Linked DNA regions of Homo sapiens: regions 1, 2, 4 and 5 are each linked to region 3. Evidence: chromatin contacts called from ENCODE Hi-C or POLR2A ChIA-PET data. All regions are on one chromosome and are shown on one strand. The core of a region is the stretch at or near the end of the contact, and the rest is flanking DNA. Distances in the headings are between cores, read along the strand shown. Region 1 overlaps RNGTT (RNA guanylyltransferase and 5'-phosphatase). Region 2 overlaps RNGTT (RNA guanylyltransferase and 5'-phosphatase). Region 3 holds the start of CFAP206 (cilia and flagella associated protein 206). Region 4 holds the start of UBE2J1 (ubiquitin conjugating enzyme E2 J1). Region 5 has its middle 45 kb from the start of PNRC1-DT.

What was found. A loop is a pair of places that touch in the nucleus more often than their neighbours do. ChIA-PET counts read pairs that join two places held with the same protein, here RNA polymerase II (POLR2A). Pooled maps may share reads with other maps.
Region 1: a pooled map shows a loop between it and region 3 (1.9-fold over the local background). The contact joins the enhancer-like site here to the promoter of CFAP206 in region 3. A Hi-C loop is called at or near these places in 1 of 37 single-sample maps with no recorded cell type and 2 of 50 pooled maps. POLR2A ChIA-PET finds 5 or more read pairs at or near these places in 1 of 52 experiments (OCI-LY7).
Region 2: a loop to region 3 is called in a pooled map, with 4 times the contacts of the local background. The contact joins the enhancer-like site here to the promoter of CFAP206 in region 3. A Hi-C loop is called at or near these places in 2 of 50 pooled maps.
Region 4: a map of naive thymus-derived CD4-positive, alpha-beta T cell shows a loop between it and region 3 (5-fold over the local background). The contact joins the promoter of UBE2J1 here to the promoter of CFAP206 in region 3. A Hi-C loop is called at or near these places in 1 of 168 maps with a recorded cell type or tissue (naive thymus-derived CD4-positive, alpha-beta T cell) and 7 of 50 pooled maps. POLR2A ChIA-PET finds 5 or more read pairs at or near these places in 3 of 52 experiments (CD4-positive, alpha-beta T cell, Panc1 and activated T-cell).
Region 5: a pooled map shows a loop between it and region 3 (2.0-fold over the local background). The contact joins the enhancer-like site here to the promoter of CFAP206 in region 3. A Hi-C loop is called at or near these places in 1 of 168 maps with a recorded cell type or tissue (breast epithelium) and 1 of 50 pooled maps. POLR2A ChIA-PET finds 5 or more read pairs at or near these places in 1 of 52 experiments (HCT116).

The regions. Positions count from the first base shown.
Region 1 is chr6:88,613,249-88,618,838 of GRCh38, forward strand. It overlaps RNGTT (RNA guanylyltransferase and 5'-phosphatase), which reads right to left. Exons shown (of 16, transcript NM_003800.5): 15 at 1,024-1,147. Among named protein-coding and RNA genes, the nearest start is that of RNGTT, 350 kb to the right of the region's middle. Within about 2 kb of position 2,888, at least 3 of the 41 ENCODE cell types and tissues checked have a DNase peak (open chromatin) inside an H3K27ac peak, as active enhancers do; they include OCI-LY7, where a contact is called at or near this core.
Region 2 is chr6:88,658,716-88,664,018 of GRCh38, forward strand. All of the region lies in intron 14 of RNGTT (RNA guanylyltransferase and 5'-phosphatase), which reads right to left. Among named protein-coding and RNA genes, the nearest start is that of RNGTT, 300 kb to the right of the region's middle. Within about 2 kb of position 3,961, at least 2 of the 41 ENCODE cell types and tissues checked have a DNase peak (open chromatin) inside an H3K27ac peak, as active enhancers do.
Region 3 is chr6:87,404,146-87,410,121 of GRCh38, forward strand. It overlaps CFAP206 (cilia and flagella associated protein 206), which reads left to right and starts at 3,827. Exons shown (of 13, transcript NM_001031743.3): 1 at 3,827-3,944; 2 at 5,690-5,802. The coding sequence starts at 5,695.
Region 4 is chr6:89,350,219-89,356,086 of GRCh38, forward strand. It overlaps UBE2J1 (ubiquitin conjugating enzyme E2 J1), which reads right to left and starts at 2,504. Exons shown (of 8, transcript NM_016021.3): 1 at 2,321-2,504. The coding sequence starts at 2,351. RefSeq lists an enhancer at 1,810-2,759 and silencers at 2,056-2,115, 2,146-2,855, 2,866-2,965.
Region 5 is chr6:89,032,800-89,038,428 of GRCh38, forward strand. No RefSeq gene overlaps it. Among named protein-coding and RNA genes, the nearest start is that of PNRC1-DT, 45 kb to the right of the region's middle. RefSeq lists a cis regulatory region at 2,568-3,402. Within about 2 kb of position 2,797, at least 29 of the 41 ENCODE cell types and tissues checked have a DNase peak (open chromatin) inside an H3K27ac peak, as active enhancers do; they include breast epithelium, where a contact is called at or near this core.

The DNA of each region.
Region 1 (5,590 bases), core at 1,638-4,137, 1.2 Mb after region 3:
CTTCAATCTTTCTCTCAGAAAGAAGTCTACTCTACGAAACATAAAACATGGCACCAGCCACCATTCCTGTTGAATAGGTGGTTTCATTGTAGCTAGCAGACCATATTATCTTCTCTTATCAAAATTTAGTGCCAGTCCTTTTCATTTTATTTACCTATTTGGTCTTAGAAGAAAAGACATTGGCTTAATCATCCTGACTTTTGAAATTAACTCATCTTGTCTGAACATGGATGCTAGTTCCAATGAGAACTCCTAAATGTACAACAGTAACTTTTAAACTGCAAAGCTGAAATTGGCAATTTCAATATTTTCTCATTAGCTTATCATATCATCATCATCATCCTCCTCATCAACTGCACATTCTAAAAGTAAAGTTTGATTAACCTGTTATCTTGGTTTTTACCTTTTTTCAACTCCACTAAAAATGCAATCCAGAACAACAACTGCTACTGGTAGTGGTATACCTTATAAACTTCAATTAATTTGTGTTGTTCCCCATGAAAGAAACTTACTATTCTGAATTCCCAAAGCATTCATATTGTACCCAAAGAACACTCTGAAGAATAGCATAGCAGATTTTGTCTTTTTAAATGGTTTTCGTTTACTTTGTTCTCCATTGTTTATAAAGCTATTTTAAGAGCTGGAAATTACATTTTCCCCTGATAATTTTGTCTTTTACCATCTGGCAAACAATGGTTTTTATAGTTTTGAATAGATCTGAAATTATCATGGTTTCTGTTGTTGTTGTTGTTCAATAAATTCAACTTGTATACAGCCCAGTATCCTGCCCTTTAAACTTCTCTTTTGGGTGCATGGGCACAAGATCACCAGTTTAGAGAGTAGAACCTACAAGCCAACTGGAGCCAAACAGAATACAGACTTGACGTATCTTTCCCATCAAACAAGGATGAAGTCCAAATGACTATGCCCCATTAAGCAAAACAACAAAGGCAGCACACTTTGGGTCTAACACCTTAATTTTTGTTTTAAATATAATAAGCACTGGTAAGTTGTCATACTCACCCATGGCAGTGTTGTAGGCATTAGGAAAACTTTTGTCTGTTCTCTGTCTCATGAAGACCCAGCTGTTGTTCTCAAATTTGCATTCTATAATTTTGTTGTCATACTGTTTCAGCTCTTTTGTCACCTGTTTTGAAAGAGAATTGAGGAAAATATTTAAATAACTTGAAAGGCTTTTTGCTTCTACTATGTGACAGGCACATTAGGAAATGATAAAAATACCTCAGTAACTCTTCATGCAGAGAGCTCTTTGTCATCTGAAGTATCTAATCAAGCTTAAGGTATGGTGTGCACTCCCTTGTACACATGCTCACTTATCCGACATTTTATAAATAATTGTGAAAATGGCTGTCAATATATAGCAATTAAAAGAAGCTAGGCAGAAACCAGCCATGCTGGGCCAAATGCAAATATGTTACCATGGGGACCAATACCTTCAATATTGTCTGTGTCTCTACGGCTTTCAGAAATTGAGTATACTGCCTAGGTTTCATCAACTTTCAGAAAGGTCTAACCATCTAAATTCCTATGTTAAAATCTAAGAAATGCCGTGTACTAGTTAAATGAAAAAGTTACATATCAATAGTGAATACTAGGATCAAATTCAGGCAATGTACATCCTAAATATTTTGCTTTCCAAGCAGTGACAATTAACCAACAATCTAATCTTCAGGAAACTTAGCCTTTCCATCCCCAAACTAGTACAAATTTACAGATGAAGCTATTTGTGACATTAGTTGATGGGTTTTTTGGCTTCTTCACCTCAGATGACTGAATATGGATACTCTATCAAAGCTAACAAGTATCCATGGTAACTACGAACCTTTTAAAAGATATTTCACTGGGCTGTGAGAATGGTTTTCATAAATAGGAACCTAAGCTTATCTTTGTAGTTTTCAAATCAAATGCCAGTCATGGTAATATTTTAATTCTGTCCTCATCTTTCATGGCTAACAACTTTTCCTCACAATATGGTAGACTGCAATCATTTAACTTCATTAGCATTATCTGAAACATTCTCATTTTTCTACCCACATATTCACTACCACCTAGGAATATGACGAGAAGTAAGTTTTTAAAAGATGCTTTCAATTCGCAGATTAGGCAGCACATGTCTTCATAAAAACTTTCAAACTATATTCCTTTCCCTTTACATTTGATTGTACCATCTGCATTTTCAACAAATCCAACAGGTGCAATACACTCAGTGGTTTTGGAACTAGACATGCCCAAAAAAGTGATATTCCAAGTAGCAAACTTGCCAAATTTATCCTCAAATATTCATTATTTTAGTCTCAATTCTCTTGCCTTGCTTTCTAGGGACCCATTCTTTTATTTTGGAAACACTGTGTATATGCAAGTATTGGACAACTCATTCAGTTAGGTAAACACAGTTTTGCTATACCACATGTAAGGTCTAACAGAAATAAGTTTCTAAACCTTTCAGTGTCTATTTCCTAATTTCTAAAATGGGGAACAAGTTCCTAATTTACTGGGTCACTGAAAGAATAATAATTGAAAGTGCCTGGGACATAGAACAATCAGTAAAATTGTTAACCAAATATAAAATTAGGCAATGAAACATTGCTTTTTAAAATCTGTGGTAAAAAAACATTGAATTTTCCATCTTAACCATTTTTAAGTGTACAGTTCAGCAATGCTAAGTGTATGTCTAGAACTTTTCCATCTTGCAACACTGAAATGCTATACTCCCTAAACACTAATTGCCCCCCTTCCCCTCTACCCAGACCTTGATAACTGCCTTTCTACTTTCTGTTTCTATGATTTTGACTACTTTAGATACTTCATACGAGTATTAACAGAATCACACACTATTTGTCCTTTTGTGATTGGCTTGTTTCACTTAGCATAATGTCCTTGAGGTTTATTCATGTTGTAGCATGTGACAGAAATTCTTTCTTTTTAAAGGTAGAATAATATTCCACTGTATGTATACACCACATTTTCTTTAGCCATTCATCTGTCAATGGACACGTGGGCTGCTTCTACCTCTTGGCTATTTTGGATAATGTTGCAAAGAACGTGGGTGTGAAAATATCTCTTTGAGATCCGGTTTTAAATTATTTTGGCTATACACCCAGAGGCAGTATCACTGGATCATAATTTTATTTTTAATCTTTTGAGGACCCCTTTGTTTTCCATAATGGCTGCATCAATTTACATTCTCACTAACAGTATGCAAGGGTTCCAATGTCACATCCTTAACACCTGTTAGTTTTTGTTCCTTTTTTTTTTAAAAAAAATTGACGCCCATTGTTTACTGTGCTCTAATTTAAACTTTTTGTTCTTTCATAGTGGCCATCCTGATGGTGTCAGGTGCTATCTCATTGTGGTCTTGATTTGCATTTCACTAATGACTGAGAATCTTTCCATGTGCTTATTGGCTGTATACTTTCTTCAGTATACTTTCTTCAGTATACAAGAAACTTTGTCAATTTTTTTAATTGGGTTGTTTATTGTTGTTGAGATGTAGGAGTTCCTTATATATTCTGGACATTAACTTCTTATCAGATGTACAATTTGCAATTATTTTCTCCCATTCTGTAGGCTGCCTTTTCACACTGCTGATTGATTCCTTTGATGTACATAAGTTTTTAACTTTGATGTAGTCCTCTTTGTCTATTTTTTATTTTGTTGCCTATGATTTTGGTGTTGCACACAAGAAATCATTGCCTAATCCAATGTCCTAAAGATTTGTCCTGGCCGGGCACAGTGGCTCACGCCTGTAATCCCAGCACTTTGGGAGGCCGAGGTGGGCAGATCATGAGGTCAGATCGAGACCATCCTGGCTAACACAGTGAAACCCTGTCTCTACTAAAAATACAAAAAGATTAGCCGGGCGTGGTGGCAGGTGCCTGCAGTCCCAGCTACTCGGGAGGCTGAGGCAGGATAATGGCATGAACCTGGGAGGCGGAGCTTGCAGTGAGCTGAGATCGTGCCACTGCACTCCAGCCTGGGCAAGAGAGGGAGACTCCATCTCCAAAAAAAAGATTTCTCCTATGTTATCTTTTACAAGTTTAATAGTTTAAGGTCTTATGTTTTGGTCTTTATTTTTGTGTTAATTTTTGTATATGGTGTAAGGTAGGGGTTCAACTTCATTCTTTTGCATGTGGATATTGCTTTCCCAACACTGTTAGTTGAAGATATTGATTGTCCCTTCCCATTGTGTAGTATTGGCGCCCTTGTGGCAAATCATTTGGCCATATATGCAATGATTTATTTCTGGGCTCTCTATTCTGCTCCATTGATTTGTATCTCTATCTTTATGCCAGTAATTAAGTATGCCATCTAAATTAGATGCTTTGAAGTATGTTTTGAAATCAGGAAGTGTGAGGCCTCCAACTTTGTTCTTTCTCAAGATTGTTTTGGCCTTTTGGGGTCTATTGAGATTCTGTATGAATTTTAAGATAGTTTTTTAATTTCTGCAAAAAATACTATTGGGATTTTGATAGGGGTGGAATGCATTTTAGTAGTATAGATGTTTTAACAATATTAAGTCTTCCAATCCACAAGCACCAATGTCTTTCTATTTATTTGTATCTTCTTTGATTTCTTTCAGCAAGAAACACTGCTTAATTAAAAAAAAAAAACCTTAGAAGTAAATTTACTAAAGGAACCATGATGACATAGGAAGGCTGACTTTGAAAACAGCTGTCAAGAAAATTTTATCATATGTACTTTACAAGAATGGCTTGCTAGTCAACAATGTGTAGTCTGCACTTTTGCTGACTAGCAACTGTGGTCTTTATCATATAGCTTATCATTCTTGTGTTCTCAGTTTCAGAATTGCTATAAATTATGTTACTCAATCTGACTGTAACAATTAAGCAGTACTATTAACTATCTGTGTATCTCCTTGGCCACTAAAAATCTGGTAAACAGAGCTTTCCAGAAAATGCACGTACCTGCCACTACTAACCTAAACGTATTTCCGTATTTAAGAACAATACATCATTCTTCATTGATCACACCAGTTATAGTCCCAAGATAGATGCACTACAAGTTACTCATTTGGTTAGGTGGTAAAATATATTTAACTAATAAAAATAATATCTCCCACATGTATACAAACTAAAAACAGTTTCCAATAATGGTCGGATCAAAAGAATGACCGGTATAAGGGAGAGGAGTTTAATTTTAGATCTAATTTGTTACTATGACAATAATCATCCTCAGCCAATTACATATTATTATTTACTAAAACAGGACCCCATCAGGTCTTCTAATCAACTGTTATCCTAGTTTGAGTTAATGAGACCTTGAAAGTAAAAAGAATAAAATATTTATAAAACAAGATTTCACATCTGTACCCCAAATTACATTGAACTGATGAGGTTTTACTGTTTCTGAAAAAAACAGAGCAACACACCATATATTTTATGTTGAAAAAAATTTGTTGCCTGTATCCATCTGATTGCATACCACACTTTTATACTATTTGAATCTATAAATAATCTGGGGTTAAGAAACTATCAGATGAAAACGGATCTAGTACTTCTCAAGATTTTAAATTAGCAGCTCAAAGAAAAGTTTCACTTATTAATTTTGG
Region 2 (5,303 bases), core at 2,711-5,210, 1.3 Mb after region 3:
GCACAACCAGAATAAAAGCAGGCAGAGGAACATGGAAAGACTAGACAGGCTAAGTCTTCTGGCCTCCATGTTTCTCCTGTGCTGGATGCTTCCTGCCCTCAAACATCAGACTCCCAGATTCTTCAGCTTTTAGACTCTTGGACTTACACCAGTGATTTGTCAGGGGCTCTCGGGCCTTCGGCCACAGACTGAAGGCTGCACTGTCAGCTTCCCTACTTTTGAGGTTTTAGAACTCAGACTGGCTTCCTGGTTCCTCAGCTTGCAGACGGCCTATTGTGGGACTTCACTGTGATCGTGTGAGTCAATTCTCCTAATAAACTCCCCTTCATATATACATCTATCCTATGAGTTCTGTCCATCTAGAGAACCCTGACATACAGGGGGAGAGCAACACATCAAGGGATTACTCTGTGGGATAAAAGAATCTGAACAGCAGCCCTTGAAGTCCAGATCTATCCACTGAAACAGTCTACTCAAATGAGAAGGAACCAAAAAAGTGATTCTGGTATGATGAAACAAGGTTCTTATAACACCCACTAAAGATCACACTAGCTCCCCAGCAATGGATCCAAGCCAAGAAGAAATCTGAATTGTCTGATAAAGAATTTAGAAGGTTGATTATTAAGCTACTCAAGGAGGTACCAGAGAAAGGTAAAAATCAACTTAAAGAAATTTTTTAAAAATACAGGATATGGTTGAAAAAGTCTCCACAGAAATAGGTACCACAAAGAAAGGACAATTACAACTTCTGGAAGTAAAAGACACACTTAGAGAAATGCAAAATACACTGGAAAGTTTCAACAATAGACTAGAACAAGTAGAAGAAAGAATTTCAGAGCTTGAAGACAGGCTTTTGAATTAACCCAATCAGACAAAGACAAAGAGAAAAAGAATTAAAAAAAAAAAATGAACAAAGCCTCCAAGAAATTTGGGATTATGTTAAAATGACCAAACATAAGAATAACTGGTGTTCCTGAGGAAGAAGAGAAATCTAGAAATTTAGAAAACTTATTTGAGGGAATAGTCAATAAAAACTTCCCTGGTCTTGCTAGAGATCTAGACATCCAAATACAGGACGCTCAAAGAACACCCGGGAAGTTCATCACAAAAAGATGATTGCCTAGGCACATAGTCATCAGGTTATCTAAAGTCAAGATAAAGGAAATAATCTTAACAGCTATGAGACAAAAGCATCAGGTAACCTATAAAGGAAAACCTATCAGATTAACAGCTCATTTCTCAGCAGAAACCTTACAAACCAGCAGGCATTGGGGTCCTATCTTTACTCTCCTGAAACAAAATAACTGTCAGGAAAAAAGTTTGTATCCAGCAAAATTAAGCTTCATAAATGAAGGCGAGATAGTCTGTTTTAGACAAACAAATGCTGAGATAATTTGCCACTACTAAGCCAGCACTACAAGAAATGCTAAAAAAGTTCTAAATCTTAAAACCTCGAAATGCACCAAAATAGAACCTCCTTAAAGCATAAATCTCACAGGGCCTATAAAACAACACAATGAAAACAAAACAAAAGCCCAAGGTATTCAGGCAACAACTAGCATGATGAATAGAACAGTACCTCACATCTCAGTACTAACATTGAATGTAAATGGCCAAAATGCTCCACTTAAAAGATACAGAATAGCAGAATGGATAAAAATCCACCAACCAAGTATCCTATCTGTTGTCTTCAAGAGACTCAACTAACACATAAGGACTCAAATAAACTCCAGGTAAAGAGGTGAAAAAAGATATTCCATGCAAATGAACACCAAAAGTGAGCAGGAGTGGCTATTCTTATATTAGACAAAACAGACTTTAAAGCAACAATGGTAAAAAAAAAGAAAGAAAAGGAGAGACATTATACAATGATAAAAGGATTAGTCTCCAACAGGAAAATATCACAATCCTAAATACATGCACCTAGCACTGGAGCTCCCAAATTTATACAACAATTACTACTAGACCTAAGAAACGAGATAGATGGCAACACCATAATAGTGGGGGACTTCAATACTCCATTGACAGCACTGGACAGGTCATCAAGACAGAAAGTCAACAAAGAAACAATGGACTTAAACTATACCCTAGAACAAATGGACTTAACAGATATTTACACAACATTCTACCCAACAACTGCAGAATATACATTCTTTTCATCAGCACATGTAACATTCTCCAAGACAGACCATAAGATAGGTCACAAAACAAGTCTCAATAAATTTAAGATAACTGAAATTATATCAAGTACTTTCTCAGACCACAGTGGAATAAAATTGAAAATTAACTCCAAAAGGAACCCTCCAAACCATACAAATACATAGAAATTAAATTATCTACTCCTGAATGATCTTTGGGTCAACAATGAAATCAAGATGGAAATTAAAAAGTTCTTTGAATTGAATGATGATAGTGACACAACCTATCAAAACCTCTGGGATACAGCAAAAGCGGTACTAAGAGGAAAGTTCATAGCATTAAACGCCTACATCAAAAAGTCTGAAAGAGCACAAACAGACAATCTAAACTCGCACCCCAAGAAACTAGAGAAACAACAACAAACCAAACCCAAACCCTGCAGAAAAGAAATAACAAAGATCAGAGCAGAACTAAACGAAATTGAAACAAACAAAAAGCAATACAAAAGATAAATAAAACGAAATGCTGGTTCCTTGAAAAGGTTAAAAAAAATTGACAGACCGTTAGTGAGATTAACCAAAAAAGAAGAAAGAGAGAAGAATCAAACAAGCTCAAGTAGAAATGAAATGGGAGATACTACAACTGATACCACAGAAATACAAAAAAATCATTCAATGCTACTATGAATAACTTCAGGCACACAAACTAGAAAACCTAGAGGAGAGGGATAAATTCCTGGAAATATACAACCCTCCTAGATTAAACCAGGAAGAAACAGAAACTCTGAACAGACCAATAACAAGTAGTGAGATTGATATAGTAATAAAAAAAATTGCCAACAAAAAAAGTCCAGGACCAGATGGATTCACAGCTAAATTCTATCACATATTCAAAGAGTTGGTACCAATCCTACTGAAACTATTCCAAAAGATAAAGAGGGAATCCTCCCTAAATCATTCCCTGAAACCATTATTGCCCTAATATTAAAACCAGGGAAGGACATAACAAAAAAGAAAACTATAGACCAATATCTCTGATGAACACAGATGCAAAAAATCCTCAACAAAATACTGTGTAACTGAATCCAACAGCATATTTAAAAGGTAATACATCACTTTCAAGTGGCTTTCATACCAGAGATGCAGGGTTGGTTTAACATATGCAAGTTAATAAATGTGATACACCACATAAACAGAATTAAAAACAAAAACCATATCAATGGATCCAGAAAAAGCATTTGACAAAATCTAGCATTCCTTGTGATTACAACCCTAGGCAAAATCGGCATAGAGGAAACACACCTTTAAGGAAGTAGACCACCTCTCCCATTGTCTCCTATTTCATGAGAAAGCAAAAGGTTAAAAGAAGAAGTGAGATCAATAGCCAGATGGCTTGGTGCCAAGAACCGTGCCTGGTAGTTAAACATCAACTCCTGACCTAACCGCTTGTGGATTCCAGACATTGTATGAGGAAGACTTCTGAAACTTTCTGTTCTGTTCTGCTAGCCCCCATCACTGATGCATGTAGCTCTCAGTCACGTAGCCCCCACTTGCACAATGTATCATGACCCTTTCACATGGACCCCTCAGAGTTGTAAGCCCTTAAAAGGGACAGGAATCTTTACTTTGGGGAGCTCAGATCATGAGATGCGAGTCTACCAATGCTCCCAGCTGATTAAAGCCTCTTCCTTCATAAAACCAGTGTCCGAGAGGTTTTGTCTGCAACCATTCCTGCTACATTTCTTGGTTCCCTGACCTGGAAGCGAGGTGATTAGTGGACAGTTGAGGCAGCCTCTTAGGCGGCTTAGGCCTGCCCTGTGGAGCATCCCTGGGGAGGACTCCGGCGAGCTTAAGCAAAGCAGATCCTGGGAGCACTCTCGCGTAGGCAATTGCCCTGGTCAAATGCCTTGCCACAGCAGTGTGCGGCAGACCCCCGTGGAGAATTAACACAGCGGTTGAACACCGGGAAGGAATCGGCGATTGGAGTCTGGACATCTGGAACATGGTAAGACTGGCCTTGGAACTGGCCCACTCCATCTGAGTGGAAGTGTGGGCTGATCACCCACAGCATGGCTTTCTTGGCACTTTGGTTTTGGTTTTCATTTTGACTAGATTTGAACTGTTTTGGTTTAGATTTCACTATTGACTTTTGGATTTGAACTGTTCTGGCTATGATTTCGGCTCTGACTTGGCTCAAATTGCTTGATGAATGAGTAATTCCTTATCCATACTTTGATTTTAGTGTGAATTGCTTGGTGAGTGAGTGACCTTTTGCCCCTTTTTCCCTTCCCCCTTTGTGGTAAGAGTGTTGTTTTGTCTCCTGAGAGAGGAAAATGTGTAAAATACAAAGTAAGCCTACCCTGTTAGGAACTATGTTAAAGAATTTCAAGAAAGGATTCAATGGGGACTATGGAATTGCTATGACACCTGGAAAGCTTAAGGCTTTATGTGAGATAGACTATCCAGCATTAGAGGTGAGATGGCCATCAGAAGGAAGCCTAGACAGGTCCCTAGTTTCAAAGGTATGGCACAAAGTAACTGATAAATCAGGACACCCAGACCAGTTACCATACATAGATACTTGGTTGCAGCTAGTTTTAGACCCCTCACAGTGGCTAAGAGGACAGGCTGCAGCAGTACTAGTAGCAAAGGGACAGATAGCCAAGGAAAAGTCTTGCTCCACCCGCCGAGGGAAGTCAGCTCCTACGGTTCTGTCCGACCCCACATCAGAGGATGCATGGCAGAAATGGCACCAATGGTGCCCCTCCTTACCAAGAAGAGAGGCTCCCCACATCGAAGCCCACAGCCCCTGAGCCTCTGCAAGGTGTGCACACCCCAAGGCCACCTAAAATAGACAAAAGAGGATATGAAGCTTGGGAGAAACCCCTCCCTTGGCAGCTTGCTTGCAACCTAAAACTGGGACACAAATGCCCCTAAGAGAGCAACGGTATACTGGGGTAAATGAGGAGGGGCATATGGTAGGGGTGCCTTTGTGTACCAACCTTTTACCTCTGCCGATCTCCTCAACTGGAAAAATAACATCCCATCCTATACAGAAAAGCTGCAAGCTCTGATTGACTTGCTCCAAACTATTATCCAAACTCATAACCCCACTTGGGCTGATTGCCACCAGTTGCTCATGTACCTCTTTAACACGGATGAGGG
Region 3 (5,976 bases), core at 2,577-5,076:
TGGCTGTTCATGTATGGATTGACAATCCACACAGTCGAGCACAGAATGACCAGGGAGTATAAGCTAAATAATTCTTAGAGCTCACAGAGGATGAGAAGACATTTGAGCTCTGACCAGCCAGAGTGAAGAGTCCTCAGTGAAAACCAAGGAATTCATTGAAGACCTCTGAGCAGTTATTAATTAGTAGTAAGGTCAAATTATTTCTGGAATGAAGACTACTCTAGACCTACCCTAATAAAGCTTAAAAACAGTCCACAAATGAATCAAACTCATCCACAAATAACTGGCTGAAAAAAACAGCACAACCCTTCCTAAAGGGGGACAATTCAGACACTGAACAAGGATGCAATTCACAACGTCCAGTATTCAATAAAAAATTATTATTATTTTTTGTTGTTGTTGTTTGTTTTTGAGACGGAGTTTCGCTCTTGTTGCCCAAGCTGGAGTGCAATGGAGCGATCTCTCGGCTCACTGTAACCTCCGCCTCCCAGCTTCAAGCAATTCTCCTGCCTCAGCCTCCCGAGCAGCTGGGATTACAGGCGCCCGCCACCGTGCCCAGCTAATTTTTTGTATTTTTAGTGGAGACGGCGTTTAACTATGTTGGCCAGGTTGGTCTCAAACTCCTGACCTCAGGCGATCCACCCACCTTGGCCTCCCGAAGTGCTGGGATTACAGGCGTGAGCCACCGTGCCCGGCTCAATAAAAAATTATTAAACATGCTAAGAAGCTCAACTCATTTGAGCTTAAAACTTCTTAAAGCCTGAGGAAAAGGAAAAATATATAATTCTCTCTTTAAATGTTGAACAGTTTGTGACATATTAAAGATACTTAATCAGAAGAAATTAATTCTACAATATTCTTAAAGGCAATCTTTTAGCTTTTAGATAAAAAACATTTGATAAAATGGGTTTCACTTCTTCTAGGATGACTTCCATCACAATTCTATTTTAAGACTGTTTTATGTAGATTTGTAATCTGGTGTTTTGAAACAACATAAAACTTGGTTTCTCTTTTAACAAAACTGAGAAGAGTTCTCATGCCTTCTTTTTCTCAAGGTAAATATATCCAGTTCTCTCTATCTTATTCTGACAAAATTTTTCTTATTCTCTGGATGCACTCTGGTTCCTCCGTGTTTTTTAATTAAATGCCATTGCTGCCGTGTTAAAACTAGGAACAAATAGTTCTACAAAGACTAGAAGTCCAATAAACCATGGGAGTATAAAATATATTGTCATAGTTGATGTTGTCAATAATAACCATGATAAAGGTCATAAAATACTAGTTTCTAAAATTTATGAATCCTTTTATCTATGTCAGATGCTGTGCTAAGTGCTTCATGACGGCTATCTCATTTTACTCTCACAACTCCACGAGATAGATACCATTGTTTTGTTTTATAAATGAGAAATTTAAATCACTGAAAGGTTTATAAATGAACTCTTTCCACACTTATACTGTATAATAAGCCACTCAAAAACTCAGCGGTTTAAAACAATACTCATTCATTATCACACATCTACAGGTTGACTGGAGTTTGGCTGATCTAGGCTGGGCCCTAGTTGGGCATCTCTGCATCTTACTAAAAGATCGGTTCAGGCAATTCTGTGCCATATGCATGTGATTCTGGGACCAAAGAGCTTGCTTTGTATGTACTTCTCATGGCAATGATACAGGCACAAGAGAGAAAGCAGAAATATGGGGTCTCTTTAAGATCTTGGATCTGATTTGGCACACCGTTGCTTCACCACAACCTATTGGCCAAAGCAAGTCACATGGCTAAATTCAAAATCAAGGATTGGGGAAGTATACTCCACCAAAGTCCATGGCAAAGGTGTGGATGCTAAGAGGCATGAAGGATTAGGGAGAATAATTCAATGTAGCACAAAACGCTAAATAATACTTCCAAAGTCATACCCATTGTAGCAGTCAGGGATTCAGTTTGGCTGAATGTAGCAAAAAACCCAAATAATAGTAGCTTAATAAAATAGGAGTTTATCTTCTCTCATGCAAAGTCTGGAGATAGCCAGTCAAGAAGCTGATAGGGCTGTTCCATGACGTTACCAGGAACTCAGGTTCCTTTTTCATTTTTGTTCCACCATCCTTAAGATGTGACCCTCATGTTTATGTTCACAGCAAGGCTGCTGGAGCTTCAGCCAGCATATTCTCATTTCAAGTAGAAAGAAAAGGAAAGGCAATAGACATAAAATGGAAGTGCTTTCCCTGACACCTCATCCAGTGATTACACTTACATCTCATTGGCTAGACCATGTCACAGGCCACTCTCACTGAGAAAGAGGTTGAGAGATTTTTTTTTTTAAAAGAGAACACTGTCATTCCCAACACAGGGTTAAATTAGTAACAGAAAGAGAAGAAAACATTGACATTAAGTAGGAATTAACAGTATCAAACATACTTCAGGGAGTATTTGTGCCAGGATTTGCCCATTAGTTTAAAACTATACTTAATATGATGGTATTATTCTTACCATCTTAAAAGATATTTAATATTCTAATATATAATATATGCTCATGGAAGACATTTTGGTAGCTATCTTAAAGTATAAAGAAGACAAATCAGCCATAAGCCATTACAAAGTTACAACCACTGTTAAAATTTTGCTATCTCACCGTCCTTTGGTTGCTTTACCTTGTATACTTACAGTATATTTGTATATCTAAATTGGGTTCATTCTCTACAAATAGCCAGTCTCATCTCCCTTGTATTTTTAAATTTTGTTTTATAGATCATAAGACAATATATACTCATTATGGAAAAATCTAGAAAAAACAGAAAAGTATAAAGAAATAAAAGTAATTTACCTATAATTCCATCCTTAGATCTAATTGCTTGCTGTGATTTTGAAAAACTGACCTACACTTTTTGTGCATTATATGTATGTCAATATAGTTTAAGTCATATTATATAAAAATTTCGCATTTGGCTTTTAACAAATATAAGACAAACACAAGGTTTTTGTTAACATAATTTTAAATACCTGCCTGATATTTTACTTAAATAACGTGTTTAGATTTCTAAGGCTGTGCTATTATAAATCTTGTTACTCTGAACATCTATTTTTACACAAGCTTCTTCCACATTCCGGGAACATTTTCTAGAAGGCGGAAATAAAATTGTGTTATATTATGATGTATATTCTTGAGTTTTTGTGTTGATTCATTTCCTAGTAATCAGGGAATGTCCTTAAGCAAAGCATATTCTGCATATTTGTTTGCAGTTTGAGAAAAATTACTGTTTAAAAATAAAACCTTGTTGTTTGATGCTCTCCTTCTAATGAGTATTTAATCCTTTTTCACACTTTCACGTCTGAAGGTGGGCCTAACGATATTATCGTTAAGGGATAAAACCTCATTATTTTGACTCGGACACTAATGTGTTCTTATCATGTGCTTCTTGAATGAGCAGTTTTCTCTTCGGGCATCTTGGAGCGTTCTGTTACAGACTTCCTTTGAACAACGGGACATGAAATAAAACCTCGATACTTTTTACTTTTGTTTTTTAAAACTAGATACTTTTACAAGAACTCTATTTGCCCAGGATACAGCCCTTCCGTTTTCCCAGCCTCTCCAACTGGCTCCTCCCTCTCCCCCACCCCGCTTTCAAAGCCGCCTCATCATTCCCACGCTAGCAAGTTAATATCCTTATTTACGAGAACTTGTGTTTCACAGTCTTAACCACGGAGGTTAAGATGTCTCTGCCTGAAATTCCTTTGTTTTTAAAGTTTTTCCAGCCCATCTTTTGGGGGAAAGACCCTCAAAGTGGGACCCCGCCCCACCCCCACCTGGCCCCGCCCCCTCTGGTCCGGAGCCTTCCATCTCCATGGTTACGCGGCGGTGGCTGCGAGCGCCCAACTGCTCCGACCGTCGCGGTGAGGGCCCCAGGACAGAAGCAGACAGACACGGCTCCTGCTGTCGATTCCGATCCAGGTCAGCCTACTCGGGGCTCCGCGCCCTTGACCCGGAGGCGTACCCCGCCAGGCGGCGAGCTTGGGGCGGCTGGCGGAGCTCGGGCGGCTGGAGGACCGCGTCCTGCCTCGTCGAGACTTAGCTCTCAGTCTCGATCCTTTAGGCTGCGCCGCCGCAGAGCTGGAACAGCGGTCCATTCCTGCCGGAGGCGCCACCCCAGGGCTGCAGGGCTGCCCTCTAGCCTTTGCGCGGGTGCCTGAGGCCTCCCGCTTCTGTTTCGCTCCACTGGCTACCCCAGAAGCCGGACCTCGGGAGACTTAGTAATTGGAGGGTGGGTGCAGGGAAGGTGCTGAGCCGCGTCCCTAGCGACCCGGCAGCGGCGCGCATGCGCACACAGATCCGGAGCGCGCACACAGATCCGGAGCGCGCACACAGATCCGGAGCGCGCACACAGATCCGGAGCGCGCACACAGATCCGGAGCGCGCACACAGATCCGGAGCGCGCACACAGATCCGGAGCGCGCACACAGATCCGGAGCGCGACGGACTCTCCCACTGACTGGCACTTGCGCATGCGCTGCCTGTGATCTTGGAGTACTGATTATAAGCTGTTTTAAGCGATTCCCTTAAGCCGCGCACTGTTGTAACCACTAAAAACAGGACTAATTTAGTCCTCACACCTCTGGAAAGAAGTGAAGCAAGTGCCCAAGGTCTCACAGCTGGACAGTGGTCGGGTCACCATGGAATCCAGGCAATCTGGTTTCACTGGACAAAATGCCTAGTGCTTCGTACTCATCCATTGGAAAGCTAATAATGCTGAGGAGTTGGCTTTATCTACCTGATATTGCCTTTGTTATACTCTACATGCCAACTTCCATTGTGCTTAGTTACTGATATTCAGGAAAATCAGAAAACTCGATCAAAACCTACCACTTTTTCCTTATAGTAAATGCTTTTTTTTATCGAGAGTCTGAACTCTATTTTAGATGTGCGGAAAAGATCATTTTAATGATCTGAGCAAGAATTGTTTTCCAAGATTCTAGTACAGTTCTGAAGGGTCATTTAATGAATGTGGTGGAATAAGCATTTCTCCTTTTAAAGCTGTACTCTTGGGTTTCTCATTAATTTTACCTCCCTCCCCTACAAATACTGCTTAGCCTTTTTTTTTTTTTCCTGAGACACAGTTTCGCTCTTGTTGCCCAGGCTGGAGTGCAATGGCACCGCAACCTCCGCCTCCCGGGTTCAAACGATTCTCCTGCCTCAGCCTCCCAAGTAGCTGGGATTACAGGCGTGTGCCACCACTCCCGGCTAATTTTGTATTTTTAGTAGAGACGGGGTTTCTCTGAGTTGGTCAGGCTGGTCTCGAACTCCCGACCTCAGGTGATCTGCCTGCCTTGGCCTCCCAAAGTGCTGGGATTACAGGCGTGAGCCATCGCGCCCAGCCTGCTTAGCCTTTTTTTTTTTTTTTAATTAAGAATATCATGATAGGAATATATGTTTAGTGACCATAATTTAAATAATTGAAAATGTTATTTATCAAATGTTTCAATTATTTGAAATCCCAATCGTTGTCTGTCTTCAATAAAGTCCTTCATTTTTAAAAATAATGAAAAACAGGAGAGGCCTAGATACTAATAAAAATGCTAATAAGCTAATAGATGATATTATGACTGTTTACAAATACAATATTGCAGAAATCAAAAGAGGAAAAAAATAAATTTGCATAAAACCACGGTTTTTTTAAAAAAAATTGTTGTTTTATTTAGCCAGAATGCCTCCAACTCAGGCCGAAAGTGTTATAAGGAGTATTATACGAGAAATAGGACAAGAATGTGCAGCCCATGGAGAGATTGTTTCTGAAACTCTGATTGCTTTTATGGTAAGAAGAAATATTTTTGTGATTACTGTTTTATTAAGAGGTTTTTTAAGATGTGGTGTCCATTTTCCCCTTTAAATTCTGTGAGGCTTTCATAAATGTTTTTCAGTTGAAGCATAACGAGATAATTGGACAAATTTGTGAAAACATTTTTAAAAAGTTTATAGAGCATGTGAG
Region 4 (5,868 bases), core at 1,254-3,753, 1.9 Mb after region 3:
CCAGCTATCTGTATTGTCTTCACTTAATCTTTCCACTCATACATCAAAGACAATCCCACATCAGATAAAGAGTAAAAGATTATATCCCTCACATTGTGTGGTTGTTTTTTGTTTGTCTGGTATGTTGGTATTTTACGTGTGTGTGTGTGTGCACCCTGCCATACACAGGAAATTGGAGTTTTCAGTTGCTCCCCTTCACACAGGCATTACTCTAAAAATACCACAGGACTGAGAATAAAGCAAAGGAAGGAAGTATTTTCACAATGCCTCCCAGCATTTTCAGTAAGTCCCATATCTTACCTAATTCAACTTCTCCATGAACTCCAAATAATTCACACACTAACAAAAATAGATTTTTAAGAAGCATTGTGTTTTTTTTTTTAGAGCAGCAACACTATCTTTGAGGAAATGAAACCAGAAAAAGGAAGCAATTTATGACACAGCTAGAAGCATGTCAACCAAAGCTCAACCAGCTGACAATAGTTCACATACTTTGGAAATATACAAAATTCTGGAGATTTTTAAAAGCTTATCATCATAGTATTAAGTCTAACCTATCGAAATTGAGCGATGTTTTCTGACAACAATCTCTTGGGTTCCACCAGTTCTCCATTCTAAACTGCACTACTACTCACATGTGCATTATCCTCTGGACCTTTCACTAAGCACCTCTGCTGTCCTAAGGAACCGTGTGACCAGGGAGCCACCATACATTTTTACCCAAACAGCTCCAGTTAAATATACCACAATGTAAATAATTCAATCATTTTACCATCTAGCTTAAAAATTAAGCTTTTCTTTCCCTCTTTCTCTTTGGTCTTTTCTTCCTCCCTCCCCACCCCGGGATTCTCTTTTTTTTTTTTTTTTTTTTTTTTTTTTTTGAGATGGAGTCTCGCTCTGTCGCCCACACTGGAGTGCAGTGGCGCGATCTCGGCTCACTGCAACCTCCTCCCCGGGTCAAGCCATCCTCCTGCCTCAGCCTCCCGAGTGGCTGGAACTACAGGAGTGCGCCACCACCATGCCCGGCTGATTTTTGTGTTTTTAGTAGAGACGGGGTTTCACCATGTTGGCCAGGCTGCTCTCCACCTCCTGGGCTCAAGCCTCCCAAAGTGCTGGGATTACAAGCGTGTGCCACCGTGCCAGGTCTTCATCAGATTTTTTTAAGGAGTCAGTGGCTCCTAAAATATTATGACCAGTTCTACACACTTGGTCACCTAAGGACATTTCTTAGCCTGACAGCACTCAGGCTAACAAAGCTCCCTCCAATCAATATCCTCAGGCTTTTCTGGGGTTTTTGCATATTCTGAAACCTTACAAAAAACCCAAAGATTCACAGTGTCAACTCTTTCCACAAGGATGCTAGTCTTGCTAATTCCTACTGAGAAACAGCTTTTTTTGGAAGGAAATTTTAAGCAACAGCAAAAGTTGGTGAAATCATCACTAATATCCTAGAGTTTATCATGCAGAGTTAACTGTGGAGTTTCTTCCCCCTGACAAAATGTATCAAGGTACAGATAGAAAAAATACCATTTAGAGGATCCAATGATTCATTTCAAGCCTGTTTTATTAAGCTGAGAAAGCTAGTTGCTTATCTTTATAATGCACCAGAAAGTAATTAGAGGCTAGGATTGCTGGGACTGCTTGTGTAAATATAAAGCAGGATCATTAAATGCAGGAAAGGAATCGCTACGACTGAATACAGATACATTTCATATTAGCCAGTCTGGCAAAAATCAAGGTTAGCTCTCAAGAACAGGGCTCAACGAGGTGTTTTTTTGTTGTTGTTTTGTTTTGCTTTAGCTCTATAGTTAACTGGTTTAGTTACAGAACATTTCCTTTATGTCTGTAATTGTATTCGCCCAAGTGCTGCAAATAGGATATTTAAACGACCAACTCCTCAAATGTGAGTAAATCAGCCGGCAGTAAATAGAAGTAAATAGAAGTCCGGTGGCAGCGACAGGGAGGGAATAGCGACCAGGTACAGCGAGGGGGTTGATGACTATCGCCCACCGACATCACCTTTACACCTGTTCTCAGGGATGAGTTTCTGACCCAGCTCTACGGGACCAGGCGAAGATGAGAAAAGGGAGAGGCTGGGTGCTGCGGGGCGCGCTGGCCGGCCGGGGGATTGGCAGCGGACGTCCACCCGGCCACCTCGCCCTGCGGCCTGTACTTCCCGGGCAGGCGGCGGTCTCGCGTAGAGCGCGAAACCAGGAGCTGAGCCGCGAGTGGCGCCAGACGCGAGGGGACCGAGGCGGCGACCACCCCGGGGTCCAGGGTCACTCCGCCCTCCTCGCCCAGGGGCCCCAGCCCTGCTCACCCGGACTCTTCAGGTTGTAGCGGGTCTCCATGGTGGGTCGCTGGCTTGGCTCCGGCCTCCCGGGCCGCTGCCACCTCCTCTCCACGCGGCCGCTGCCCGGGTCTCAGCGCGGCTCGGGCGGACGGGGCCTGGCCGAGGAGCCTCGGCAAATGCCGCCCAGTCCAGCCTGGACTGCGGGCGGGGTGGCAAGGCTGAGTGCGGGCGAGGCGCTCGCTTCGCGATGGCGCCGCCTCCTCCACTGCGCCCCCGCCTCCCTGAGTGCCTGGCAGGCACCGGCGCCGGCCGGGGCGGCGCTGAACCGGGCGCCCGGGCTGGAGGTCAGCCTCCTCGGGTAGTCGCAGGCCCAGCCCTGCCGCGGCCGCCCGGCTTGCGTCACCCGCCCTCGTCCGGGATTTGTGAAGTTGCCCTGACGTGGCAGTAGCTTCGTGGCGGTCGGTCACTACCCAGCCGCCGCCCGCCCGGCGAAGCCGGCTTGGGGAGGTGCAGGAGCGAGCGGCGTCCTCGTCCTCTCGTCCCGGCCCTGCCCGCTGTAGGCGAGGTCCGGGACCCCCGGGCCCTCGAGAGCTCGGAGGGGGCGCCGGGCTCCGGCTGCAAAGCTGTCCGCAGCCGGCTGCCCGCGCGCGGTCCCGCAGGGTCTGGGAAAGGCTTTGTTTTTAGATTCAGTTGCTGTTGCGAGGGGCGGGGGTTAAGTGAGGAGGGGGAAAGCCAGTGACAAGGAAATGGAATAGGATTTTTTTTATTTTTTATTTTGTGTGTGTGTGTGACGGTGTCACCGCTCTGTCGCCCAGGCTGGGATGCAGTGGCGCGATCTTGGCTCACTGCAGCCTCTACCTCCCGGGCCCAAGCGATCCTCCCACCTCAGCCTCCAGCGTGGCTGGGACCACAGGTGTGTGCCACCATGCCCGGTTAATTTTTTGTATTTTTGTTAGAGACACGGTTTCACCGTGTTGGCCAGGCTCGTCTCGAACTCCTGGACTCAAGCGATCCGCCCGCCTCGGCCTTCCAAAGTGCTGGGGTTACAGGCGTGAGCCACGGCTCTGGCCAGAGTTGGATATTCATAACAATTTTTTTCTCGGGTAGTGTGTTAGGTGCACGACATGTTTTAGGCATTGCAGGAGTTTTGTTTTTTTTGGTTTGTTTAGATGTAAAAGCTGTCAAAAAAAGGAATTACATTTAATGTGAGGGAAAGCATACAAATATGAAAGGTTAAACTTCAAAGGACACACTTACTGCTTCATTGTCCAATGTGTGGGATCGAGAGAGGACTGAGTTCAAAAGACTTAAGGAGTAGGGACCTTACTAAAGGAAAGGAGGGAGGGATTGGGAAGGTGGGGAGGATAGAAAGGGTTAATCAGGTTGGGCAAGTTTTATTCTGTTATATAAAGACATAAACTCTTAAATTTGATTTGTTTTCTATTGTTAAAGTTAATCTAAATCTGTGAGTTTCTTGATGAAATTGGGAGTAAAAAAGTGAAGGATATCTAAAATTAGATGGTATATTTTAAATCATTCCCTGATGTTGTTTTCTGTATAGTAAACTGATAATCTGACTGACTGAGATATGCAAACAAAACCAAACTCCAATGCTGCTTCATTCATTCATTGTGTTGAATCTTCAGATTAACTGACACTTGACACCCTCTCCTGCCACAGCTCTACAAAAGCCCCTAATTTGTGCAGTAGGCCCTACCACAGCAAGGCCTGCAAAGCAGGTGCTGTATATAATGCGTTCCTATTTGATAGCTGAGTACTAGAAGCCTTTTGCTATTCAGCCTCCAAGGTCCATCAATCTCTGGGTGCAGTTGTCCTCTGGGGCTCTCCTTTAGCCACCACCACCTCCACTGCTCCCTGGGGCTCTTCTCCCATAGGACTGGTTCAGTAGGAATAACAATCTCTCCTTCCTTGGTTAACAACAATAACAACAATTTATTGTGGACATGTGCCCATAACAATTTAATTATGGGCACATATCAAAGCTTAATTACAATCATGCTCCAAGATCAAAGCCAATTCCAAAATTTCTCTCAGCAGAGACATTTACAGAGAAAAGAGAAGTGGCTGGCAGGTGTGGTGGCTCATGCCTGTAATCCCAGCACTTTGGGAGGCCAAGGCGGGCAGGTCACCTGAGGTCAGGAGTTGGAGACCAGCCTGGCCAACATGGCAAAAACCTGTCTCTACTAAAAATACAAAAATTAGCTGGGTGTGGTGGTGCATGCCTGTAATCCCAGCTTCTCGGGAGGCTGAGGTAGGAGAATCACTTGAACCCAGAAGGCGGAGGTTGCAGTGAGCCGAGATCAACCTGGGAGACAGAATGAGACTCCATCTCAAAAAAAAAAAAAAAAAAAAAAGGCCAAGGTGGGCAGATCACTTGAGCTCAGGAATTCGAGATCAGCCTGAGCAACATGGTGACACCCATCTCTACTAAAAATATACACACACTCAAAAATTAGCCGGGCATACGTACCTGTGGTCCCAGCTACTCTGGAGGCTGAGAAGGGAGGATCAGTTGAGCTCTGGGGGATGGAAGAGGAGGAGCAGGCTGCAGTGAGTCATGATGGTGCCACTGCACTCCAGCCTGGGTGATAGAGCGAGACCCTGTCTCAAAAAGACAGATACAAAGAGAAGAGTAATTTTATTTAAAGGTTACTAAATTCTTGACTGACAGCTGGGTGGGAAGGGAGCTCATTTCCTTGGAAAATTTCTTATCCAAAAATTGCTTATTTTTTTAAACTAGAACACTTATTTCTTTCAAGAAAAATTTACAAATTATATCAGGTAAAGTTTTAATCCAAGATCAAATTTGGGGTAATTTTTTCTTTACTTTTGATGATCCTAAGGAAAACTCCTTTTTTTTTTCATTTTAAGATTTTTTTTTTTAATCCTTAAAGCCGACTTCGTAACTAATAAAAATGACAAAAGATGAGGTTTAAAATGTTTCAGAATCTTAGAAAACATCTTAGAACCACAATCCTTGACCTGTGTAATTCATCTTTTCCTTAGTTAGGAACCAGAAGTCCTTTGAAGTGCAGGCCCTTTCTCCACCGCCATTTGCATCCTTGTGCAAGGTCTGGACTATAGTTTTTTAGCATCTACTGTTTATCAGGCACTTGACATAACATCAACTCATTTATTCTTCATAACAGCCTTGGAAGTGGCACTGATTATTTATACCCATTTTACAGATGAAGATAATTTAGGTCTCAGAGAAATCAAGTGTCTACTTCTCAGTTTTTTCAACTACAGATTATTATCTTTCTGGCATATGATTTTTTATGTTAATGAGAGGAAATTTTTCTAGATTTTCATCTATTTCTTGATTTGGTTTGAATACTTTGAAATATATTTTATAAAGGTTCTTAAAGCTTCAATGACTTATTCAAAAAAAACTTCAGTGACTTATCTAGAAAATGAAAGAACCCTGATTCAAGTCCAGGTCTTCTGACTCTGAAACTTGGGTTTTTTTGCTACACTAAAAAGAATCAGGCTGTTTTGTGACATTTGAGTTTTCCACTATTTGAAAAAAGTATATGCTTCTTACAACCTCCGAG
Region 5 (5,629 bases), core at 1,547-4,046, 1.6 Mb after region 3:
CTGGCGGTGAATGAGGCTACCCATTTCCTGTACCTTGACATGTGTGTGGATATATGTATATCTGTGGATTCTTATTTGCATAATTGCTAATAAAATTGAACATCTTTTTTTTTTTTTTGAAAGAGTCTTGCTCTGTCACCCAGGTTGGAGTGCAGTGGTACGATCTCAGCTCACTGCAACCTCCACCTCCCAGGTTCAAGTGATTCTCTTGCCTCAGCCTCCTGAGTAGCTGGAATTACAGGCGCACACCACCACGCCCAGCTAATTTTTGTATTTTTAGGAGAGACGGGGTTTCACCATGTTAGCCAGGCTGGTCTCAAACTCCTGACCACAAGTGATCTGCTTGCCTTAGCCTCCCAAAGTGCTGGGATTACAGGCATGAGCCACTGCACCTGGCCTGGACATCTATTTATAGAATTACATTTTCATATAGTTTGTCCCTTTTTTTTCTATGTAGTGTTTGCCTTTTTTAATCGTTAGTAGTCTTTCTATGTATTTTATGTGATAAATATCTATGTAAATATCTATATCCACATATACCTACATATAAAATATTTCTTACCTACTCATTACTTTACGGTTTTTCCTTTTTGTGTTTTATTTAAGGCTTTCTCTAACTCCAAGATCACAAACATAGGATCTTAGTGTGAGGTAGGAATTTTATTTTATTTTATTTTCCAAATGACTAGACAATTATCTTGATGCTATTTATTGAATACTTCATCTTTTCTCTGCTGTTTTGAAATACTTTTTTAGAATAGTAAATTCCCATATAAATGGCAAATCTTCAGATCCACTTACATAGAAGTGGATCTGAAACCAAGAGAAGGAGGAAGTCCATGAGGAGAGAATTGGAATTGGTTCCCTGAACTGTCTACCCATGGGAATTTCCAGCACAGGAAAGCAGGGGACTTTCTAAAGCATCAGACAAATAAACTGGCAGCTCCATGCCCTAATAACGTTAAATAATTGAACAATTGTTTATATCATTTTGCCTTTTTCTTTCCAAAACCTGTAAAACAATGTTATCTGCTTTGGCACAGCAAATTAAGGTGAAATTATACAAAGTGAAAATCAGCTATGTGTCAAGTATAGGCCTGTACTAAGGAAGCAGGGCTGCTACAAATGTAATTATAAGATCCTAGACTCGCCGGGTGTGGTGGCTCACACCTGTAATCCCAGCACTTTGGGAGGCCGAAGCGGGTGGATCATGAGGTCAAGAAATCGAGACCATCCTAGCCAACATGGTGAAACCTCGCCTCTACTAAAAATACAAAAAAGCCGGGCGTGGTGGCGGGTGCCTGTAGTCCCAGCTACTCGGGAGGCTGAGGCAGGAGAATCCCTTGAACCAGGGAGGTGGAGGTTGCAGTGAGTTGAGATCACGCCACTGCACTCCAGCCTGGGTGACAGAGCAAGACTCCTGTCTCAAAAAAAAAATTCCTAGAATTTAATTTTCCCTCTTCAATTTATTCCCCGTATTGTAGTCAGAATGATTTTTTGGCAACATGCCAATCTGACCAGGTGTGGTGGCTCACACCTGTAATCCCAGTACTTGAATCACTTGAACCTGGGAGGCAGAGTTTGTGGTGAGCCCAGAATGTGCCACTGCACTCCAGCGTGGACAACAGAAAAAGACTGCCTCAAAAAAAAAAAAAAAAATATATATATATATGAGTGGCATGATCAGACTGTTGTTTAAGAAAGATAATGGCAGCAGAATTTTGGAGGTAAATGACAGAGAAGTAAATTGAACGACAGGGAGACCTGCTGTGAGGTTATTATAAAGATGCCAATAAGACATGATGGAAGCCGGAACTAAAGCCTCGGGGAGGGCATAGAGAGGAGGGCCAGACTGCAGAGACACAGAGAGGTTGAGTCTACTGGATCTTGCTGACACTCTTAGCTTGGGCAATGAGGGAAGTCAAGAGGGAAGCGTTAAGAATGACTCAAGTTTCTGGCAAGGGCAACTGGGTGTCTGTAATGAAGAAGAGAAATAGACATTTCATGTATTAGGCTGTAAGAGAAGCCCTCTGTTTTGACTGATGACGTAAATGAGGGCTTTCCACTTTCTGAAAAACTGAACTCTTCTGATGCAATGAGACAACCTCCACATCATAGTCAGCCATGGTCCGTTGGGTTCAACTCAGTCCCAATGCCCTGACACCCTCGTTACCTGATCTGATCCTACTGCCCCAACCTAATGGAACTGAAAACAGTGGTGTCAACAAACTAAACTGCCCACCAACTGTGACATATTCAAAGCCTGCATAAGCTTGCTCTGTGAATGGAGAACACATTCTAAAAGGATCCCAAAAGAAAATAAAGCCTTTTCTGTCTTCCCAGGGAGGTTTTAGGCTAAGGAAACAAAATAAACACCACACGAAATAGTGGGCAAAGGTACAAGAGAGTTTAAGGTTAAATGCTAAATTATGAAGCAAATTCCAATCAGAGGACAGTGATGGTATTGTTACTCTAGAACAGCCAGGAAAGATAATCATCTGTGTTGACCATCTACTGCCAAACCACCATCCGTAAGTCACACAGTTGGTAAGTGGCAGAGCCAGTGCGTGAAGTTGGGAGAGACTGTCTCAGATCTTCAGGAAGGCGAAATGTGAGCTGAGACAGGAAGGTGCCCGGTGTCCAGCCTGGATGGGCTGGGAGTGCAGCTGGGAGCTTGGAGCATCCTGGGAGGAGAAGCAGAGCAACAGGACTGGCACGTGATATTAATCATCCCGGAATGGAGGCCTTCTGACTGGAGACTTGCAGTGTACCTACCACTGCTGGGTGTTTTCAGCATTTCAGTTTGGCAATAAACATAAAAAGTCTAGTAACACAGGCGTAAGCCTGGAATGTTCAGTGACTGGTCACTGTCAGGAATAATTATTACAAAAGAGCAGCTGAGAAGACATGACTCAGCACGCCCCACCTCAGAACACTCCGGTCCCACCTAAGGGCTTTCCAAAGTCCGCAGGAACCAGGCCAGCTGAGTATTCACATAGCCGCTCTGTTCAAGTCACACTCCAGATCCGTAGTGTTATTGGTGAGAACAATGACTAACTAGCAGGATGATTTACATGCATGCGAGTTCCAACTTGGCCTTTTTCCTGTCAGCAAAATTTACTACTATCTTCTAGCTGTCTTCCTACGTCAGGACTAAAAATGGTTACACTCCTAGCAGTAGAGCATATCCAGCCAACTGACAAGCAAAGAAAGATTAAGGACAAGTACATAGACAACATGGGGTGGACTTTATCAGAAAGGACAAGGCAGATACAGTGCTGGCCAAGGAGTGTTGCAAGTAAGGAATTTCCTGGAGCCTTATGCAAACTCCAGTAATCCCAGGCAATGATGCAGTTTCACTTCTGTTTCATATTAACGAGTACTAGAAACACATAATGAGTGACCTAGTTCTTTTCCAGTGGATTTTCCTTTTATTAGAACTATGCTCTGGTAGGTTACTTAATTATTTAAAAACATCAACACTGAGCACTATTTTAAGCTAGACCTTGACTTTAAATTTCAAATATGTCATTATAGTATTTAATAAATATAAATTCAGTTTTTTAAACAGTTTTTGTGGTTTTTTACATTCCATGAAATTCACCCATTTGAAGTGCACAATCAAAAATTTTAAGTACATTCACAGAGTTGCACAATCATCACCACAATAAGAATTCATTTTTGAGCTTTTTATTTCAGTTTTTCAATAGATGATAATTTCAAGAGGAAATGATAGGCCACAAAAAGTCTGTAACTGGGGGATGAAGCAAGATGGCAGAATAAAAGTCCCCACCACTTATCCCCTGCCGCAGGAAGACCAAATTTAATAACTATCTGCATAAAAAAGCACCATCATTGGCCGGGCACGGTGGCTTGTGCCTGTAATCTCAGCACTTTGGGAGGCCAAGGCGGGCGGATCACAAGGTCAGGAGATCGAGATCATCCTGGCTAACATGGTGAAACCCCGTTTCTACTAAAAAATACAAAAAATTAGCCGGGCGTGGTGGCAGGCACCTGTAGCCCCAGCTACTTGGGAGGCTGAGGCAGGAGAATGGCATGAACCTGAGAGGCGGAGCTTGCAGTGAGTCGAGATCATGCCACTGCACTCCAGCCTGGGCAAAAACACCGTCATAACCAAAAATCAGGTGAGCACTCACAGTACCTGGCTTTAACTTCATCTCACTGAAAGAGGCACTGAAGAGGGTATAAAAGACAGCCCTGAATTGCCAACACCACCCACCCCTCATCCCCTCCTGCACCCCCACAGCAGCTGTTGCGTGGCACAGAGAAATGTGTGCTTGGGAGACAGAAAGCCCAGCATTGTGAGATTTTGCATTGAACTCAGTGATGCCCTGTCACAACAGAAAGAAAAACCAGACTGAATTCAGCTGACACTCACCCACAGAGGCAGCATTCAGACCAGCCCTGGCCAGAGGGGAAATCACCCATCCCGGTGGTTGGAACTTGAGTTCTGGCGAGCCTCACACTACAGGCTGAAGTGCTCTGGAGCCCTAAATCAACTTGAATGACAGTCTAGGCTGCAAGGACTTCAAGCCCTAGTGCTGTGCTGGGCTCGGAACTAGTGGACTTGGAGAGCACATGCCCCAATGAGACATCAGCCAGGGCAGCTAAAGGAGTGCTTATGCCACCCCTCCCCCAACCCCAGGCAGTGCAGCTCACAGCTCCAGAAGAGAACTTTTCCTTCTGTTTGACAAGAGGAGAGGGAAGAAAAGGATGACTTTGCCTTTCATCTTGTATACCAGCTCAGCCACAGTAGGATAGGGCACTGGTCAGAGTCATGAGGCCCTATTTCAAGCCCTAGTTCCCAGACAACATGTCTAGACACACTCTGGGACCGAAGGGAAACTACTGCCTTGAAGGGAAAGACCCAGTCCTGGCAGGATCCGTCACCCACTGACTAAACAGCCCTTGGGCCCTGGTTAGAAATTTATTCAACCAGACACACTCAATCATCTTTCTCAAGTTCAAAGTACTACAGATCTCTAGGGCAGGGGCAAAATGCCAGCAGTCTCTTTGCTAAAGCATAACAAGAGTCACCTTTGCTCCAGTACCCAACAAGTTTCTCATCTCCATCTGAGACCACCTCAGCCTGGACTTTATTGTCCATATCACTACCAGCACTTTGGTCAAAACCATTCAACAAATCTCTAGGAAGTTCCAAACTTTCCTACATTTTTCTATCTTCTTCTGAGACCTCCAAACTGTTCCAACCTCTGCCTGTTACCCAGTTCCAAAGCTGCTTCCATATTTTTGGGTATCTTTACAGCAGCACCCCACTCCTGGTACCAATTTACTGTATTAGTCTGTTCTCATGCAGCTAATAAAGACATACCCAAGACTGGGTAATTTATGAAGAAAAAGAGGTTTAAAGGACTCACAGTTCCACAGGGCTAGGGAGGCCTCAGGAAAATTCCAATCATGGCAGAAGGGGAGGCAAACATGTCCTTCTTCACCTGGTGGCAGCAAGGAGAAGTACAGAGCAAAGGGGGAGAAAAGCCCCTTATAAAACCATCAGATCTTATGAGAACTCACTCACTATCATGAGAACAACATGGAGGTCCCCATAATTACCTCCCACCAGGTCCCTCCCACAACATGTGGGGATTAT